Linked DNA regions of Mus musculus: region 2 is linked to region 1. Evidence: chromatin contacts called from ENCODE Hi-C data. All regions are on one chromosome and are shown on one strand. The core of a region is the stretch at or near the end of the contact, and the rest is flanking DNA. Distances in the headings are between cores, read along the strand shown. Region 1 has its middle 13 kb from the start of Gm31842. Region 2 overlaps Pitpnc1 (phosphatidylinositol transfer protein, cytoplasmic 1).

Region 1 (7,528 bases), core at 2,896-5,395:
TGAGTCCTCGGGAGAGATCTCAGGTCAGAGTTAGCAGGAAGCACCTTTACCCTGAGCCCTGTCCCCTCTTTTTTCCTTCCTCCCCCCCCCTTTCTCTTCCTTCCTTTCTCTCTCCCCGCTTCCTTTCCTCCTTTCTTCTCTCCTTTTTTCTTCTCTTCTCTTTTTGAGACAGCACACTCTTAGCTCAGGCTGGCCTTATGTAGCTGAGGCTGATCTTAAACTCCTGATCCTCCTGCCTCTACCTCACATGAGCTGGTTTGCAGGCATGCACTAGGACACTGTCTTAGACACCACTCTTTCTTTTTCTTTTTCTTTTTCTTTTTCTTTTTCTTTTTCTTTTTCTTTTTCTTTTTCTTTTTCTTTTTCTTTTCTTTTTTTCTTTTTTCTTTTTCTTTTTTTTTTTTTTTGTCCTTTGAGACAGGGTTTCTCTGTGTATCCGTAGCTGTCCTTGAACTCAGTAGCCCGGGCTGGCCTTGAACTCACAGAGATTCGCCAGCTTGGACCCCAATTATTTTGTAAGCCCCGAGCTGTGCTCCTCTGTTAACCCGCTCTTTACCAGTGCCGAGTTCGGCAGCTCCCACCATCTCCAATCATTGTGGCAGTAAATGTGCCTCCTTTCTGGACTCCTTCCTGTCCCTGCTAGCCTGTGGCCACTTCGTGGATCACACATGGAAGGGTCCTGGGGACAGTAGACACAGCTATACATGTCCTAAAGCAACCTGGGCTTTGACTGAGCACCTGGGTTTCTCATAGCCAGGTGCTGCCCCACCATTGGCTTTAGCTACTGCTCTAAGCTACTGAGAGAAGAGCCTTGATGGTTCCTATCCCCAGGACTTGTCACAAAGATTGAGGTCTTCAGCCCTGCCTCAAACCAGCACTAGGCTGAGTGTTGAACCAGCTGCGATTCTTGCTCTATCTGTCCACCCTCTGCAGAGAAGGATCAATGGAGCAGGGATGATGGACAGAGAAGGCAGAGATTAGGGGGCTGTGCTGGAGCCTCAAAGATTCTTCAAGTCCCAAGTCTTGGAATGGCTGGGAATCTCTGAGCATGTGGAAGAGGGGATCTCTGCCAGAGCCCCAGTAGGGCTCACACAATGATGGATGCTTCCCTCGGCTTCATCCTGTGCCAGCTTGTTCCTGGTGAATGGGGTTGCACAAGAGGACAGAGAGCTGGGCAGCACCAAGTCCCATCCAGCCCTTGCCCTGAGGCCATCAAAGCTCTTCCATGCGCAGAACCCTTGTAATTTGCTCTCATTTATCCTGCTTTGTTCTGGGATGGGCAGCGTGGGGAACCCCCGGGCAGAGGCTGCAGGCCTGATCACGTCTCCCCATCCCCCTTTTTCCTGACCCAGGAGGGCAGTTCCTGAGGAGTGACTGCCTTTCCACACCACTCTCTCTGCAGGGGTCTGCTCGGTGGAATTGGTGTGTGAGTCTGTTAGTTCCAGAGGGGCACTTTCAGTGTATCTGGCTTGGGAACGGGATTGGGGGAAGCCCTAAATGCTGGGCGACTCTGGGTCAGGTGTTCACATATCTGTGCTAGCAGGTTCATTTCTGTTAAGTGAGGTCTGCTGCTGACATCCCCAGTCAGTGTCAGGAAGACCCCCCTCGTTTCCTTTGACACCAGTGGCTGGTCAGAGACACTCTGCACAATGGCCTTGGTCCCACATGCTACCTCAATCTCTGCTGCTTCCTCTCGGCCTCCATTTACCTTCTCCAGTTTTCAGCTTTCTCATAGGCCTTCCAAGATGAAGATGCACCATGGCGACCATTCCTGGGTCACTGTGGGCTCAGGTTCTTGGAGGATTTTATCATGTGACACTACAGAGTCACCAGGCTGCTAGAGCTCCCTGGCATTCAGATTCATTGTCATAATTTGAAAAGCTAAGCTGAACCAGGGCTCTGGGTAGACAAGCACCCCGACTCCACAGGTTGTGTTGATTTAACCGTTGCTATTCAGTTCACTACTGCCCACTCTCTTTCCCCTCCCCCCACATATCTTCCTTTTCTTCCCTTTTTATTTTTTTCTCTAACAATCTCTCTCTCTCTCTCTCTCTCTCTCTCTCTCTCTCTCTCTCTCTCTCTCTCTCACACACACACACACACACACACACACACAGAGGCGAGAAAGAGACAGATAGAGATAGATGGATAGATGGAGAGGCAGACAGATAACAGACAACAGAGAGGAGTGCACATGTAGTCAGAGGACAATTCTCAGGCACTCTTTTTTCCCCCACCATGTGGGTCCTGGAGACTGAACTCAGGCTAACAGGTTTGGCAGCAAGCACCTTAAATGTCTGGACCATCTTGTGCCCCCCCCACCCCCCATTACCTTCTGTTTTGGATTTTTAAGACAGGTTTTCTATGTGCCTTACTGATGGGTCACAGGAGAAGTTCTGTCACACACCATGGCCCCTGACTCAGCGCATCTGTAATTGTGATTGACACATGGGATTCAATCCTAAATCCTTCTCCGGGTTCTTTCTATGTCTCCATGAGAGTGAAGGTGTGGCTCTTTTGATCTGTGATTCTGAGAGTGCCTACAATGTCTGAGATGCCAATTTATATTAGATGGTCTATATAGTCTGTCTCTGCCTGTGTGTATGTGTGTATATGTGTGTGTGTGTGTGTGCGCGCGCGCGCGCGTGCACATGTGCATGTGGTGTATTTGTGTGTTCACCAGTGCTGTGGAGGCCAGAGACTGACATTGAGAATTTCCTTTTACAGAAGAAGCCCCTGATGGAGTCACTGCCTAGCAGACCCAAGGCCCTGGCTCTAGCTCCAGTGCTGGTACCAAAAGAATATGCTGGTTCATGCCTGTAGTCTTTGAGCATGGAGACAGAAGAATGAGAAATTTAAGGTTATCCTCAACCACATAGAGACCAGCCTGGGCTACATGTGAGCACTCTCAAGAAATATAAGTTCATAAGCATTCCTCCCAACTTTGTGACAGTCCATCTGGTGACTTCTATTTGCTGGGGGTAATGATGAGAAGCTGAATATGGAAGGTGACAGGTAGCCACAGCAGGAGGAATTCTGCAAGCATGCGTGAGTCCAGTGCCATACCATGGCAGATCTGGAGACAACGTCATAAAACGTTTCGCAGAATGTTCCAGAAGCATATAGGAGAATCGGTCTTCTGATGGCATTCCCGATTTCATCTTTCATATGAACTTGCCGATTGTTCTCTTTGGTTTGGAGCCCTTTGGGAAGGAATCCCAAATGCATGTGTTTTAGAAAGACTTCATCCTAAACTAATTTTTTAATCTTTTTAAAAAAATTTTATTTATTTTATGTGTATGAGTATACTGTAACTGTACAGATGGTTGTAAGCCATTATGTGGTTGCTGGAATTGAACTCAGGACCTTTGCTCACTCAGGCCCAAAGATTTATTTATTATTATATCTAAGTACACTGTAGCTGTCTTCAGACACACCAGAAGAGGGGGTCAGATCCCATTACAGATGGTTGTGAGCCACCATGTGGTTGCTGGGAATTGAACTCAGGACCTTGGGAAGAGCAGTCGGTGCTCTTAACCGCTGAGCCATCTCACCAGTCCCATCCTAAACTTTTAAGTTACAATGTGACATATACAAGACTCTGCCTTTCGACTGCTTGTATGTTTGGTTGAGACAGGTCTCATGTAGCTGACCTTAAGCTTACGATGTAGCCCAGGATGCTCTTGAACACCTGATACGCCTGCTTCCATATCCTGAGCACTGGGATGTGCCCCGCGGTGCTTGAGTGCTTTGCTTTGATTTGCTTTATTTTAAGGCAGAGTCTCATCGTATAACCCTGGCTGGCCTGAAACTTACCATGTAGACCAGGCTGGCCATAAATTCACATAGATATGCCTCCCTCTTCTGGGTTTAAATGCTTGCACTTTCATTTGTTTTTGAGACAGGGTCTCACTCTGTAGCCCAGGTGACCTGGAACTCACAAGCCCCCTGACTCAGCCTCTCATGCATTGGGATTATAGGTGTCCACCACATGCCTGCCTGCCTCTTTTTAATGTCCTGATAAAGTTGCCACTCGGAGTCAGTTAAATGACTAGAGCCCTCAGGGGCTGTATTTACTCAGTTTAAGGGCTCACCAAGAGCATTCCGTCTCCCGCTTGGCAGCTTGACTGCCCTTGGCTTGGCTTTGAACTATGTCACCCATCCAGAAACTTGCCTGAGAGTGGATCTTGTTCTGGAAACTGGCAGAGGCACAGTGTGAGAGGGAACAGGCCTCTCAACTGACGTGAAAGGAGACTGCAGGCTACAGATTTCTGTCCCTGAATCGGGGCATTCCTGCGTGATCCTGGCTGAACTGTGGGACATTCTAGAAGTTTAGATCCTCAGCTGACAAGTGGAAAAAGAAATCTCACCTCTTGCCCTTTCAGCACCTGCTCCAAGGATCAAATGAGGTAAAATACATAGAAAAACAGAGAGCACTTGTCTCTCCTGAAGCCTTTGGTGTCCTCTGCTCTCTGCTGTGGCCGTGTAACCCCCCTTCCCCCATGTCCTAAAGCATGGCTCTCCTCTTGGTCTACACTGCTCTAATCCCTCCTCCCTCTTCTCTCCTCCCTCCTCTCTCCTCCTTTTTCCCTCCCCCTCCTCCCTCCTCCCTCTTCCCTCCTTCCTCTTCCCTCCCCCTCTTCCCTCCTCCCTCTCTGTCTTCCCTCACTCCCTCTTCTCTCCTCCCTCCTCCCTCTTCCCTTCTCCCTCTTCCCCCCTCCCTCCTCCCTACCCCCTCTTCCCTCCTCCCTCCTCCCTACCCCCCTCTTCCCTCCTCCCTCCTCCCTGCCTCAGGGACTTTACTCCTGATGTCCTTTGCTTAGCAAGCGGTTTCCCAGGTGTTCACACTGGTACTTCAGCCTTCAGAGAATCTCTGCTCAACCGTCACCTTGTCTGAAATGCTTTCTCTGCTCTCCTGACCCTGGTTAGTGTCCCCGGCACAGCCTGATGCACTGAGGAGTTATGGACCTACCTGTTGATTCTTTAACTTCAGAATGTCAGTACCATAAGGAACTGCACTTTTTCCTGCTACAACCCTGGCATTTAGAACCTGGCATACATATACTTTAAAAAAAAAAAAACAACAGCAACAAGCCACTTTAAAAGACTGAGTAGAAGAGGGAGTAGAGAAAGAGAGAAAGAAAAAAAGAAAGAAAGAAAGAAAGCCAGCAGAGAGTGATCTAAGAGTATGGAACAGCAGATGACACTCCAGTGGGACCAACCACAGGAGGGAGCAAAGGCCAGAAGACCCCACGTTTGTTTTTGCCCCAACCCCACCTCCTGGCTTAGGTGTATTAGCACAGAGCCCCAGAGTAAAATACCAGAGGCCTTCGGATTGTTTACTCCTTGTTAACCACCCTCTTTGCTCATTTAATTGGTCCAAAGCCCATGGCACGGGTAACTAACTGTGCAACAATTTGGCCCCCGGTCAGAAGCAGGGACGGCTGGATTGTGCTGCTTTTAGGCTCTGGTTGCAGTTCCTACTGGACGGCAGAGCGTGAACAGGCTTTGGCTGCAGAAAACACCTTTCATGTCCTGGCGGCGTGCTCTGTGGGACTTGTTCAACTTCAGGATCCTCCCTCTGCAGGGAGCATGTGTGCCCAGTGCTACTTCCCAAATCTCCGCTCTGTGAGAACCCCACACAAATGGGCAAAGTAAATCTGGGTTCTAGTTCAAGGGAATAAAATCTTAAGCACACGCCTGACCGGCTCATCTCGGGCCCTTTCTGCTTCCATCTGCGTTCTGGTCTCTCTTGCCTACGGCCTGCTGCTTTCCTTAGGGAGAGGCTGCCTTCGACTCTCTTGGCACAGGTTGTTTCTCTGACTCTCCCAATGTGTCTGATTCTGTCATGCACAGACTGTGTTACTTCCAGAAGGTTCTAATCCCTCATTAGTTCTCTACTTTGCTAGCTATCAAATAAATGAGTAGATTCATCCAAACTCTACCCTCCTCTCCAAGAGGACATGTTACCTGAGTGTTGTGGACAATCACATAACAAGGCCGCAGAGGTACCTAGAGACCTCTCTGAGTCCAGAGTTCCAGGTATTATGCAGAGAGTGAGAAATGGGGCTTAAGGGTATGCTTGCCTAGTGTGCACAAGACTCTGGGTTCGATCCTCAGCACAGACACAAACCAGACATGACAGTTCACACCTGTAATTTCAGCAGGAAATAGAGGCAGGAGGCTAAGAGATTCAAGGTCATCACTGTTCCTTAGTGAGTTCAAAGCTAGCACCGGCTCTGAGATGGGCAGGACAAATGCACACTGTAAATTTCCACTATGGAGAAGTGCCACAAAGTGACCCTTAAGGCACTGTGATGGGGGAAGGGGGTTGTAGTGGGGAGGTCAGGTGGATGCTGACATCTGAGTGACAAGAACAAGCTGCTTAAGAGGGGGCGCAACTCAGGCTAAGGCCAGGTTTGGACAGAGGGCCAGGAATACGTGTGGGGGTGTGAGCCTCCGGTAAGAGGTGTTGGTGGAGAGCCTGTTGCAAGAGGCAGGGACAGATAATGGAGATGTTGGGGGCAGAGCTCTGGAGAGAGCATGCAGTTCTCATGCAGGGCCACAGGAATAAAGGGAGAGCTTTAGGCCACTGACCTTAGTTAAGTCCCTTTGCAGTCTCCCTGGAGAGCAGACAGCAGGGACGATGATCTCCCAGGGAGAGACAGCAGCTGTTTGCAGGCAGAGGGGCTGGAAGGGCAGTTTGGAGGGAAAGTCCAGAGGATCCAGGCTGGTGGACCCCAGGAGCTCATGTGAGAAGACAGGGCATGGAAGCCTATGGCACACGTGTGACGGACAGTGAAGTGGGTTTGGCTTCCTGACATGACCCCTGAAGAAGAAGGGTTCATTTGTCAGAGCTCAGTTTCGGCATCTCTGCAGCCCCTGAAACAGTTTAGGGCATTTTCTGTTTTCTCACGGAAGGGAACAAGTGACTTTCTCCTTCCCTATATTCTCTGAGCCAAGAACAATGTCAGAGTAGCCCTTATAAAATATCCAGAACGATCTGTGGAGCTCCTGTCTCCCTCAGGGACCTTGCAGGTCGGCCCAGGGCTGTGTCAAGAGGCATCTGTGAGTTCACATGCTCCAGAGGGACCGACCAGTTCTACGGGTAACCAACCCAGGATGGAGACAGCCTTCCCGTCTCACCCCTGCTGTCCTCAGATCACTGGGCCCTCTGATGACTGCACCCCTGCCCCTGTCCCTGTTGCGGGAGCCCAGGTCCCCCAACAACAGGGCTGGGTAGCTGCTTTTGCAAATCAAGTGTTTGAAATTCACTAACCGTGTTAAGCAGGGCATGGGCAAAGTGCCTGCTGCGAATGAGTTCAGATTCCCCCACAGCACATATATTAAAAAGCTGGGCATGGTGGCAAGCACCTGTAATCCTACAGCCAGGGAAGCAGAGACAGGAGACGCCCCTGGGGGTGCCATCTGGACAGCCTAACCAGACTGGTGAGCTAGATTTAGTAGGAGACCCCATCTCAAAAAATAGCATGCCAAGCAATAGAGGAGACCTGGTGTGGACCTCTGG
Region 2 (7,528 bases), core at 860-3,359, about 52 Mb before region 1:
AGATTCTGTTTCAATTTTATTTCTTTAGAAAATCTTTTGTGTTAATATGCTAGTGTATGGGGTGTGTATGTCTTTGCCTGTTTGTGTGCTGGGTTGTCCATTTGAAAGTCAGGATAGAACTCAGAGCGTTATCCTCATCCTTCATCCTATTTCAGACACGTTTTCAGACTGTTTGTTCCTTTAGAGATTCTGGGAATTCTTTAATCCCTGCTTGTCAGCTTCCCCCCAGGAGTGCTGGGGTGACAGCTTCCTGGGGTTATGACATCAGGGTCTCATGGTTGGGTGGCAAGCCCTTTACCCCAGCTTCTCCCACCCAACCCTCTTTTAAAGGCATGCTGTCACTTTGTAGCCCTAGGTGACTCAAACTGCTATCCCCTCCTCTCCCATTGTCTTAGTCCGGAATTCTGTTGATACAATGAAGCATCGGGACCAAAAGCGAGTGGGAGAGGAAAGTGATTGTCTGGCTCACAGTTCCCTATCTCTGTTCATCATCCAAGGAAGTGAGAGCAGGAATTCAAAGAGAGCAGGAACCTGGAGGCAAGAGCTGAACAGAGGCCATGGAGGGATGCTGCTTATAGGCTTGCTCATCATGCTTGCTTAGTCTACCTTCTTAGAGAACTCAGGACCACCAGTCCAAGGATGGTACCACCCCCAATAGGCTGGGCCCTCCTGATTAATCACTAATTAAGAAAATGCTCTACAGACTTGCCTATAGCCCAATATTATGGAGGTATAGTTTTTTTGTTTTTTTTAAGATTGTATTTATTTGTTTTAATGTATATGAATGCTCTGTTTCCATGCACACCAGAAAAGAGAAACAGACTCCATTATGGATGGTTGTGAGCCACCATGTGCTGGGAATTGAACTCAGAACCTCTGCAAAAAGCCAGTGCTCTTAACAGCTGAGCCCTCTCTCTAGCCTTGGAGGCAATTTCTTAACTGAGGTTCCCTCCTCCTCTCTTGTGACTTTGTGTCAAGCTGATAAAACTATCAGGCATGCTCAACTTCCCTTGTACTTGGATTACAGCCAGGAACTACCAGGCCTGGACCTACACCCATCCCCTTTTAATTAAGGCTTGGGGTTGAGCCCTTAAATAGCCCCCAAGGCACTCAGTCCTATAGTTAGGACAGCGGGAACTAGTAACATCTTGGTTTCTCTAGGCACATTCTACAGCTTAATTATCTAGGGTCACTGTCAATTAGATTGCTCACTCAGAACCTCAACTAATTGGTGGTCAGTAAAGCTAAGCTGAGACCGGTTCTTCGACCCTGATACCATCAGAACCCTCTGCTCTAGTGCCTTCATCCAACATTCAAATTGGGCTGGAAATAGTGATCTGGGCATGGGTGTGGAAGAAGAAGCAAGTCTCATAAGGAGGAAATCTGATAGCCTGATACTGTTTGGTTCCCAAAAGTCCCCCTGAGTACTCTCACTATATTAAGAAGGATTGTCCTTAGTGTGCCCCCTATAACTCAACTTCCCAGCCCCTGCCTCTACAATCAAAATGTCAAAGGTCTGAGATGAACCCAGATGTGCCGCAGGTTAGTAGGGGACATCAGATCCCTTGGGGCTGGAGTTATATATGTGGTTGTCAACCACCAGTTGTGTGTGCTGGGAACTGAACTTGTGTCCTATGGAAAGGCAGAAAGTGCACTTAACTGCTAAGCTACCTCTCAGCCTCTGCGTGTGGCATTTTTAGGTGTTTCAAGAACTACCTGTCCCTCCCTACAACTGAGATACTGTTAGCTACTCATGTCTGAGGGGCAAACTCGGGACTTGATAATAAAACAATAACAGAGGACTTCTGGATGGTCCTCTGAGTCTGATGGCCATGCCAGCAGACGGGGTCTGGTTTTCTTGGGAGGAAAGGAAGGAACAGACAGCCTTGGTCCATCTCTGAGTCTGGGCTTGTGTGTCCTGGCACCTTCTGCATGTTCCGGTTATTTTCCAACCCCGAGACCGATGCCGTCATAGTGAGCTAAGGCTGGTGTCTGCCCTGGGCTGGCCCATGGAGGAGCCACTGGAATGATCAATGAGGCCGGGCAGCTGGGTCCCGTCGGCCACGGTGAATCAGCCGCCCCTGCCTTGCCCAGATCCATTGCCTCTGAGCAGGAAGCACTTGCTCCGAGCCCAGCCAGGCTGACTCGTGTCTGGCTAATGGCTTTTCTGTGTCACACATCGACCTTGGCACCCTACTCGTTTTTTCTGTGTGAGTGGTTTAGAGCTCTTAGAGACAGTGTGCTGGTAGATTTAGCTCTCCTCTAAGCTTTCCAGCGACAGACCTTGGCGGGACTTTGAATAGGGGAGGCTTCAGACACAGCACTTTTTTTAATGCTTGTTTTACATACATGACATGCCAGTAACTTTTCAAAAATGTTTTTTATAAAGTATATATGTGTTAGTATATACATGTGTATTAAAAGGGTATATTATACATGTTATATAAAATATGTATTATATATGTGTGTATTATATGTAACATGGCATTTTCATGCATATATGCAGTGCATGTTGATCATATTTACCTCCCATGACCCTCTCAGCCTCTCACCTACTCCTGCTAATCTCTTCTCTTCCAACCAGCCCCTTCGACTTTCATGTCCGTGCCCCTCCCCCTCCCCTGCCCCACCCCCTTACTGAGTTTCATTTGGGTTCCTCAAAGGAGCAGAAGTTAGGAGGTATTTACTCACAGAAACATGGGCCACTGACAAAGTGGCAACACTAAAGAAAATGTCTCTTCCTTTCCCTAGCAACTATTAACTACTTGCAATTCCTTAAAGAGAGGGGACCAACCCTGTCCCCCCCTCCCCTGCCCCCACAGCTACAGATCAAGCCAGGGCCTTGGCTAAGCCAGGCTCAAGCTCAAGTTTCACACCCCCAAGTAATCGCTTCAGAGCAAACTTTCTTAATGTGCATCAACAACCATCTACCCAGACAGAGCCTTTCATTACTTTGTTTCTGATGTACCAATGGTGTGTGTGTGTGTGTGTGTGTGTGTGTGTGTGTGTGTGTTTTGAGGTCAGACTGAGGATAACATTAGCTGTCTCAATCTCTATATATCATCTCTTTATTTTAAATTTATTATTATTATTATTATTATTAGTGCCCTGGCATGCATACGATGTATGTGTGTTGGCACCTGTGCCACAGCGTGCATGTGGTGGTAACAGGACAACTTTGTTGAGTCAATTCCCCCTCCACTCATGCATTGGTGGCTTGTGTAGCAGGTACCTCCACCTGCTGAGCCAGACTCTCACTGACCCTGTAGATTCACATAGGCTGGTGGCCAGCCTGCTCCAGCTATCCTCCTGTCTCCACCTCCGTCACACTGCTGGGAGTCTAGATGCCCTCCACCCTCAGCCTTCTCAGGGTGGCCGGGGTCTACGCTTGGGACCTTATGCTTGTGTGGTAAGCACTGCACTGAGAGCCAGTCCTCAGCCCCTGTGCTGTGTAATTAGGTCTGCCAGACAGAGCAGAACTAGATAGTTAAACCACAGCTATTCATTTTCATTTAAGCCTGGAGATCAGAACCAAAATCAAAGTGTGAGCAAAGCCTTCTTGTTCGGAAGGTTTGATATGGGAGTATCTATCCCGGGCCCCAATCTAATGGCCTATTGAGGCCACACTCACTCTTCATATGACCCTTCTTCATCCCTGTTTGTCTCTGCTCTACTTTCTCTTTTGTCTAAGAACACCAGTCATGCTGGATCAATGCCCACCCTGATGGCATCTTTGAAATATATGGGAGGGGAGACACTTCAACCATAACACATTAAGTGGGTGGCTTCAGTATCAATATTTCATTCCTTTTTGTGGCTGAGTAATATTCCACTGTCTGTGGCCATTAGGTTTTTAAACATCGTGTCCAAGCAGTTGCTGTGTACCCGCTGAGCAGCAGAGTGCGTTCCTCTGCTTGTGTCTAGTGGACCACCTATCACTCCGGTATAGCTTCCCCATCCTTGTGGGAGGGCTAACCTTTGGAAACAGAAGTGAAAGCAGTAGTGGGCAGAGGGGAAGCCAGGTCAAGCCTCATATCCTCTGGTTCAGTTTTAAAAATGGATTTCTCTTCCAGCTTCCTCTCTCCTCTTCCTGAGAGTATCCTGTACCTTCTCTCCTCACAAGTTCACAAACACACATTCAAAGCATTTTAAACATGGGCTCGTTCTGGACAGGGCCTTGGCCAGATAGGAAGCCTAACCCTTGGAGAAGAGCCTGATCCGTTGTCATGGTAACGGGGCCTCTCCCTTGAGCTGGCTGCAGAGCAGAGCCTGTTCAGAGCTTCTTCACATTGCCTTCCATGCACCTGCCTCAGCATGAAAAGAGGGACCCTGGGACAAGAGACCTCTCAGCTTTGGGACCCACCACGATGCTGACTTGAATATTTCAGCTGCCTCTAAAGTTAGAATAAATTGGACTCTTGCACATAGACAGGGGCTCTGCATCCCTGCTAGCCAAGGGCCCTTGTGGGAAAAACTGGACCTCCTCATTAGCTTATAGAAGAGTCGGGCTTTGGTAGTAATGACTGTGTGCTGGCTCTCACTGACTGTGCAAAGAGGGCCACAGCAGAGTCCAGATCTGAGCAGATATGTCCCCTACCCAGTGGTTATAACCCTCTCCCCCCACCCCCATCCTCACCCCAGAATATGCCACCTCAGGAGTCCATTGGGGAAAGAAGCACCCACTGGCCTTGGGTTGGGCTTTTTGTTTGTTTGTTTGAAACATTATTGTTGCTTTTTTTTTTTAATATACTAAGTTTTATCGTATGTTTCATACAAGTACCATAGTACATAGGTATGGGTCAAAGAAACTTGCAGGGTCAGTTTTCTTTTCTCACCATGTGGGTTTTGGGGATCACACTCGTGTCATCAGGCTGGGTGACAAATGCTCAGACTTGGAGTTTTGGGAGAGGTAGGAAGGAAGGAAAGTTGAGCCACCTAGGGTGAAGGCTGTGCAGAAAATGTCTCAGTCCCCGGTTGCTCCGGGATACCCTTGTAGGGTTGATAGACTCCAGAAGGCCCCACACTGTTAGTAGGCTTGGGTGACAGTGACCCAGAGATACCAAGGATATTCTTCAGTGTGGCACAGGATTCTGAAACTTGGGATTTTAGCTGTGGGATGTGGATGTTTGGGGCTTTTCAAGTATCTAGAGGCCTTCACGTGAGCGGCTCGTGTTTGTATCTGAGTGGCTGGGGCAGGATTGTCCAGAGTATAGGCAGTATAGGTCAGAGAGAGAGAGAGACAGAGACAGAGAAACAGAGAGAGGCAGACAGGCAGGGACCGTCTCAAAAAACAATGGTTCTTGTCAGCATGAATGAAGGCCTAGGTTCAGTCCCAGCATGGAGTAAAACAGACTTGTTGGTACTCACCTGGCATCCTGGTACCTGGGGGTTCTTGGAGGCAGAAGGAGCCATTTAATGCCATGCTTGACTTCATGATGAATTTGAGGCCAGCTTGAGCTTTGTAAGACCTGTCTCAAAAACAAAACAAGACAAAGGGGAGGTGGGAAAAAAAAACCCAACAACTTTTCTCACGCTCCTGTCTAGCCACCTGTGAGACCTGCTATTCTAGGCGGGACAAGATGCAAGTGACAGTTAATCCTTTTGCCCAACAATGCTGCCAATTAACTTCAGAGCCAGGACAGAAATAACACACCCTAGGCTGCCCTTGACCAAGCCAAATAGGACACTAACTCCCTTTAACCCTATATGTCCAGAATGGAAGTCAAGGCAGACTCTAGTTCTTAGCTTGTGCACGGTCCTTAAAGACCGCTAGAACTCCAGGGAGCTCTTGGTATGGCCGCTCGCTCCTACTGTTCTCAGGAATGTTTCTACATTCTGCTCACAGCCGGCCCTCTGCCAGGCTCTAAGGACAGTCACCTTAGACCCCAGTGACTGCTGACTTTTCTCAGCAGAAGGCACCGATGTGATTTGTTGCTGTGTGCCCTGTCATTGGAGGACAACGTGGGGGATTCGTCAGCAGCAAGCCGGGGCTGACCTCTCTGTCTCCATTCCTCTGTTTGTTCTGCAGTACAAAATCGGACAGCTGTATATGATCAGCAAACACAGCCATGAGCAGAGTGACCGGGGAGAAGGGGTAGAGGTCGTGCAGAACGAGCCCTTTGAGGACCCTCACCATGGCAACGGGCAGTTCACTGAGAAGCGAGTGTATCTCAACAGGTAAGCCATTGCAGCTGCGGCGCCCCTCCCACCTGACGCCACAGTAAGGTCACTAGAAAGCCATTATGCCACCCTGACAGCCAGCCATGTTATTGCTTCAAAACCAGGATCATCAAGAAAAAAATGAAGCTTATCTTTGATGGCATAAGTGAAAATCTATGCCTAGGACAGTGTTAACTGGGGTGTAGGACATGGATGTGCCTTGAAATCATAGGGACAGCCTGGACCCTACTGCCTTTGTGGCTATGGGTCTTTATTAGGTTTTCTACATTCTGTCAGATAACTAACCAGGAGTCCACCGAGAAAACTAACAAAGTGACCAGAGCAATTTGTGGTGGCTAAGGTGGCTTTTATTTCTCCAAGGGACCCTACCCCTCCTGCAGTCAGTCTCTTTTTGGGGCAGATTATGAACCAGCGCTAACCAAGGCTGTGTTCTCTGCTTTGCAAAGTGTATTTTTTCTTGTCTTCTGTTTGTTTCCTACCAGTGCCACAGTTGGTTTTGGGGACTTGTCTGAGTTTCTTCCCGCTTCACCCCATCCAGCCTTGGCTTTTCTGTTCAGTGCTTTTCCTGGTTAGAATGTTTGTAGTGAGGGGTCTGTGAGACTGCTCTGTCAGGAGGGCCCATGCAATGTGAGTACAGAGCCCTGAGCTCGGATCCCCAGCACCTGTGTAAAGAGCATAGCAGGGCCTGTTTGTGATTTCAGTACTAGCGAGGCAAGGACTGGATTATTCCAGGAACTTACTGGCCAGCCAGTCTAGCCAGATCAGAGAGCTCCAGGTTCAAGACCCTTTGTTTTTTAAAAAAAAAAAAGTACACATACATACATACATATATGGATAGTGGTTGAGGAAGACACACAATGTTGACCTCTTGCCTCCTTGTAAAAACACAAACAAAAACACCACAAAGAAAATATGAGCCGGGCAGTGGTGGCGCACGCCTTTAATCCCAGATTCCAGGACAGCCAGTGCTATACAGAGAAACCCTGTCTTGAAAAACCAAAAATAAATAAATAAATAAATAAACCAAAGAAAAAAGAAAATATGAGAAACATTTTATTGAAGTTAACTGCCCAGCAAACAAGACTTGTATTAGCCTTTCCATAAGTACATTTACACACACACACACACACACACACACACACCTGCTACTGCTGTGTCTATCTACTGGCTCATTTGTGACTATTGAGAAGCTTTTCCAACATTAGCTGGACAATTCCCCGACTTACTCGCTGGCCACTGTGAAGTGTCCATTGTCCATCATCCATCGTCCGTCGTCCATTCTCCTCTCCCCACCAGTGACTTGGATGCGGTCATCCATTTCTGAGTGGGGCCGTGCTTAGAAACTTCA

The links. Hi-C counts contacts between places; a loop is a spot of excess contacts on that map.
Region 2: a loop to region 1 is called in a map of T-helper 2 cell, with 726 times the contacts of the local background. The contact joins two enhancer-like sites. A Hi-C loop is called at or near these places in 4 of 37 maps with a recorded cell type or tissue (T-helper 1 cell, T-helper 17 cell, T-helper 2 cell and 1 more).

Annotation. Positions count from the first base shown.
Region 1 is chr11:55,365,907-55,373,434 of GRCm38, reverse strand. No RefSeq gene overlaps it. Among named protein-coding and RNA genes, the nearest start is that of Gm31842, 13 kb to the left of the region's middle. Within about 2 kb of position 4,145, at least 2 of the 3 ENCODE cell types and tissues checked have a DNase peak (open chromatin) inside an H3K27ac peak, as active enhancers do.
Region 2 is chr11:107,336,061-107,343,588 of GRCm38, reverse strand. It overlaps Pitpnc1 (phosphatidylinositol transfer protein, cytoplasmic 1), which reads left to right. Exons shown (of 9, transcript NM_001359616.1): 2 at 6,029-6,177. Gm11716 (predicted gene 11716) reads right to left here. Exons shown (of 3, transcript NR_166849.1): 1 at 7,407-7,528; 2 at 5,368-5,468. Among named protein-coding and RNA genes, the nearest start is that of Gm11716, 3.9 kb to the right of the region's middle. Within about 2 kb of position 2,109, at least 2 of the 3 ENCODE cell types and tissues checked have a DNase peak (open chromatin) inside an H3K27ac peak, as active enhancers do.